Regions from separate parts of the Homo sapiens genome. Here region 1 is linked to region 2. A link is an interaction called in ENCODE POLR2A ChIA-PET data of the cell type or tissue named here. Cell type or tissue: HCT116. All regions are shown on one strand.

Region 1 (2,500 bases), 150 kb before region 2:
AACAAAAATCACAGTTGCTCTTGGGGCTGGGCCGATTCCTCCATCCCAGTTTTAGCAGGATGTGGCCGTTGCCACAGGGCTTCTGCTGAGCTCTGAGACTGTTGAGTGGGTAGGCACCGGTGCCAGCACCGAGGCAGGGAATGTGCAGTAGGCACCCTGCATGTCAGGGCTCAGTGTCTGCAAATGGCCTATCAGTGAAGAGCCTGCTGCCTCCCCTTGGCAGGAGGGAGGCTGGGGGTTGGGCGTGGAGGGCAGGATCTCAGATTCGTACTGCAGGAGCTGGCCCATGAAGCCAAAGTTGGGCGAGACCATGCTCCTCCTCTGCTTGATGTAATCGAAGGCCTCCTTCAGGCGGAACTGCTTGGTCTTCATAAGGTAAGCCATGCAGATGGTGGGTGAACGGGAGATCCCAGCCTCACAGTGGACCAGGACCTTGCCTCCCTTTTCCCTGACACAGTCTGGAAGGAAGAAAAGATGGTGGGAGTGAGTTGGGATTAGAATCTAAGGGCAATGGCAAAACACAAGAATCAAACACTGGAGTAACCTAGATATGAAACTGTTGTGCCTGCCTAAGAGCCACGGCCCTACACTACACTTCTGCCAGTCTTTAATCCCCACTGGTGAGGATAGAGCTTTTGGGGTCCCAGCAAAGACTATCCCCAAGTAGGACCTTTACAGTTTACAGCAGCTATTGTCACAAGAGACATAAGCACACAGAAGCTTTACAGTTCCCAAGATACTTGCAGATTCTGCCTCTGGAGGCGATGGACCTGGAGCAGTCCCTTCCTGGGGATGCCATCTTAACCTAGGTTCCACTGATGGTTCCAAGAGGGCATTGGAAAATCCTTGAAATTGTGCACATTTTTATTGGGCACATACATTTTTCTAAGGAGAGCATCCCAGGCTCAAAGACTGACTTGGAGAAGCAACTCTTGTCTCTCCAGGTCTGATTCTAAGGGTAACAACCTAACCCCGATCCTGGTAGAGGCCTTCCGGTCTCTCCGGGCACCCTGTCTGGCTGTGCCAGGGCAGGATGCTTGGCTCAGCTCCCAGGGTTCTCACCACCAAACACACAATAAATAGCGCATGGCCACTAATTATAGCCCTGGCTAAGTGACGCCTACTAGACGGAGGATATAAATGGCTTTCACAAATTCCATCTTGCTCAACAATGGGAGTCGCTGCTATAAAGCTACCACCATCAGTTAGCATTCTTTAGCTCAATATGACAAAAAGGGGAGGATGCCTCCCTTCCTGTTCTACCTCCCAGCCCCCTGCCCCCAGAAAACCAGCTACAACTATTAAAAATGGGAAGGGGTGAAAGGTTAAAGATACGTACACATCAAATCCACAAAAAATACAGTCTTTCCAATTCCCTCTCTTGCTAGTGAGGAAACAATTACATCACAGGAAGTTAGATGTAGCTGGCACTACGCAGGCTACAATACGCAAAAACATTTACGATTTTGAAGGGCCAAAAGAAAAAGTCATTCCCCTTACCACCCTCCACTTCCCTGCCCCAAGGTCAAAGTATGCAAATCAATCTGCAAGATCTAAAAGATAAAATTTCTGAGGCATCAGGGAGGAATCCTAGAGTTTCCCCATCTGAACAAAAACCCCACAGCATACCCCAAAGCAGTTCAATAGGGGTGTCCTCCAATTCAGTCTGACTCAAAAGAAACAACAAAACAGTCTCTTTAAATTAGTTCAAAGGGGAGACCCCCAAGTCCCTAGAATTACAGAGTCGGGCTCCTATCTCCCTTCGCTCCTCTGTTGGCCTCCTTCAAAGTTTAGCTTTTAACTGGCCTAGTGCCACATCCAAGAATGCAAAGGGTCCAGAGTGTATTGCCTCTGGAGCCCACTCGACACCTCGGAGCCTGCCTTCCACATGGCCCTCTTCCCTTGGAAGGGGTCAGCATATATTCAGCACATGGCTCACTGGGGAGACCCAGTCTCTCCTTCCATTAGCAGGGCAAGCAATCGGAGAAAAAGCATCCTGTGCTTTCAAACTGCTGTGGGTTTGTGGATTGTGCGTACACAGACACAATACACACACAGGATGGGGAGGGAGGGTTCTGAGAACTGGATGGGGGCGTGTTTCATGACCTCATGAAGTAGCTACCCAGGTAATTAAATAACAGGCTGAGAAGGGCAAGGCATTCCCAGGGACAGGGAGAACAAGTCAAGGGTTTCCCACCCTGAACCCATCATTTGGCTGCCTTTCAAGCTCCAAAGGAATCATTTCAGCCCAGAGGCTCAGGGGACAAGCAGGACAGGCTCGGCCTTTTGCCTCTGATGAGTTTCTCGTCAGGGTTTCCTGGGGAGCAGAAATTGTGTGGTGAACAGAGGGCCACTATGTGGCTCAAGGGGGACCTTTAATTGCTATCTGCACTAAGTAATTATTGCTGTGCTAACACCTGCCTTTCCTCCTCCAACATCCCTTGGAACAAGAGACAGGAAAATCACGCGTCAGTTTCAACAACTACGTATGTTAAAGAGG
Region 2 (2,500 bases):
AGACAGGAAAAAAAGACTCCCACAACATGTGAGTATAAATGCAATAAGAAACATAAAGGAGAGAGAGAGAAAGCAAGAGAAGTTGTAAGCAAATAATATGCAAAGCTCCTGAGAAAGAACTTGGGCTGCTCTGTTTGGTAGCTGGAGACCTGGGGCCTGGGGAAATCCCAGAAAAAGTCAAATCTGATTGGGCCCTAGCTGAGGCCCTGTCCTCTCGCTTCGCTCTCTCCCTTCCTACCCACCTTGGTTTGGGGTCCGCTTGGTGCCCCAAGCTGTGTGCTTTGCAGGTGTGACTGCTTCTTCCTGCACAGCTTCTCCCTCCCCCAGCCTCAGCATCCCCCCCGCCCCGCGACCCCAAAGCTGCACAGCTGTCTGGATGCTTCCTCTGAGCCCCAACAAACTTAGATCTCCTGGTACCACCCCCCCCCCCTTGGCACCTGGCTCTTCTTTTTCATGGCATATAGAATCACTTACAGTTTTGTATTTATTTGTTTCAGGTCCATGTGCTTCTGTGAGACCTTAAGCTCTGTGTGAGCAGGGCCTAGGTCCTTGGTGCCTTTGGCCTGGCATGTGGAGGCTGTCTCCCATCCCTTGCTGATTTAAACAAATGGTGGCATCTGGAGGTTTGGATCAGGGCATAGGAATAAATGCCCGCTGGGCCACTCATTCCTGAAATCCTGTCCAGGCCTGAGTGCAACTGGGAGCTTGCTTAAGCCTTTAGCCTGTAGGCACAAACGGTAGATGAGCAGGTGGTCAGTGCAGTGAATGGGCCCAGATCCTCAGAGCGGAGCCACCAGCCAAGCAGGCGCAGACCTCCAGGGCTCCTCTGTGTATCTTTAAAGTGGGTTCTGGATGCTCCCTCCTTTTCTCAAGAGCCTGTCTCTGAGTTGTGAGGCTCCCTCAAATTCCCAGTTGGCTGGCTCACCAGCGGTCATGCCAGGGGCTGTCAGCCAAGGTCGTGAGTAGATGGCTGAGATGGGCATCCTCTGAGGGCTGCACACATCAGTAATGAGGAAGAAGCTCTGAAACAGCGCCCTCTCCTGTCCGCTGGACTCGCCTCCAGATAATGGAGCTGTCTTGAGGGAACAGCCTGTCGTTCATACTCCGTATTTTCCCTTTCATTCCATTTAGTGTAGGGTAGAGTGTATTCTTTTTCTTTTTTTCAACTTGACACCCATGACTCCGTGACAGATCGCCATCTGTCATGTGTGTGTGACTACCTCCCTACTAAGGGCCAGGGAGCCCTGATCAAGTATTCTTTCTTCTTCCTCTGTTTCTTCTCAGTGTTGGGTTGCTGGGGTGGGGAGGGGAAGGATTTATGTGATAAAGAAGCCTGAGGTACAACCTCAGTTGTACCTCAGTTTCTCTCCTCCCAGGCTTGCTGCCCGGGGAGCAGGGGCTGTAGAAGGAGAGCACTGTTACCAACTGTAGCCAAATTCACCTTAACAGTTTCTCACCCCGCCCTTGTCTCATCCACCCCCCCAGCAACTAGGAGCCAGATCTGACCACAGATACCCAGGGATGGGCGGGGGGGCCAGGGCCAGGTGAGTTCATCCCAGCAGGTGGGTGCCTGCTCCAGCCTGCCCCTTGCTTCCTCTGAAACACACTGCAGCAGAGCAGCCTCCTTCCCTCTCCCAACCTTAGATGAAATAATCAGTATGAAATTTTCTGTCTCCTGACAAGATGCCACATACTTAATTTTCTTGCACCAATCACCTCTGCAGGAAGATAGGAAATAAACTATGATAGGATAATTACACAGCTGAATACAACTGACTGGTGCTCTTGGGGGTGAGGTTGGGGGAGGGGGAGGGTACACCCAGCATTCTCATCCTCTCTAGTTAATCACGATGTGGCTTTCAGCAGAGCCACAGCCTCAGTAGAAGCGAGACGTCCTCATGGCTAAGTGACGAGTCTCTCAGCGTCATGACAGTGCCCAGCAGCCTCCCTCCCTGCCTTACTCAACGCTGACTATGCCTTAGATCACTGCATCGTGGCTTCAGCACTTTGTCTATGTTCCGGAAAAGCCTTTGCTCTGTCATAGCTTCCCTGACCTCCCAAGGCCAGTGCATCAAAACAGTCACCATCCTGAGAATAACGTTTCTGCTCCCAGGTGAGCGGCAGGCATCACACATCAGGGTGTCTGGGGCTGTCAGGAAAATGGTAAGGAAATATGCACGTGGAAAGAAACAGCTGGCACTTTTTACAGAATCTAGCACTGGGTGTTTATTGCGGCAGAGCTCCATACATTCTTGTTGAATGAATTGATGAATACCCAGGGTTCCTAAGGATATGAGCTGCTAAACTGGGGGGACTCTGCACACAGTCTCTGGCATGGATTGCCCAGCATCGAACCTTGGCTCTGCCCCTTGCTAGCTGTGTGAGCTCCAGCATACTTCTTGATCTCTCTGTGTGCCTACTTCCTCACCTCTAAAATGGGGATGATAATAATAATAATTAATAATTAAGCATTGTTATGTGTAAAGCACTTAAAATACTT

What was found. ChIA-PET counts read pairs that join two places held together with the same protein. Peaks named below come from ENCODE experiments on the same cell type or tissue, not always from the same donor. Only the 100,000 strongest peaks of a DNase experiment are listed, where the experiment ranks them.
Region 1: POLR2A ChIA-PET joins it to region 2 with 15 read pairs; 19 of 35 experiments call an interaction of 5 or more read pairs at or near these places.

The regions. Positions count from the first base shown.
Region 1 is chr10:110,507,978-110,510,477 of GRCh38, reverse strand. It overlaps DUSP5 (dual specificity phosphatase 5), which reads right to left. Exons shown (of 4, transcript NM_004419.4): 4 at 1-458. The coding sequence ends at 52. Among named protein-coding and RNA genes, the nearest start is that of DUSP5, 11 kb to the right of the region's middle. In HCT116, no CTCF peak of the experiment used is centred here; no DNase peak of the experiment used is centred here.
Region 2 is chr10:110,353,029-110,355,528 of GRCh38, reverse strand. No RefSeq gene overlaps it. Among named protein-coding and RNA genes, the nearest start is that of SMNDC1, 49 kb to the right of the region's middle. RefSeq lists enhancers at 12-61, 892-981. In HCT116, a CTCF peak has its summit at 1,036 (motif pointing left); DNase peaks (open chromatin) are centred at 1,038 and 1,958; H3K4me3 peaks cover 1,500 bases; H3K27ac peaks cover 701 bases.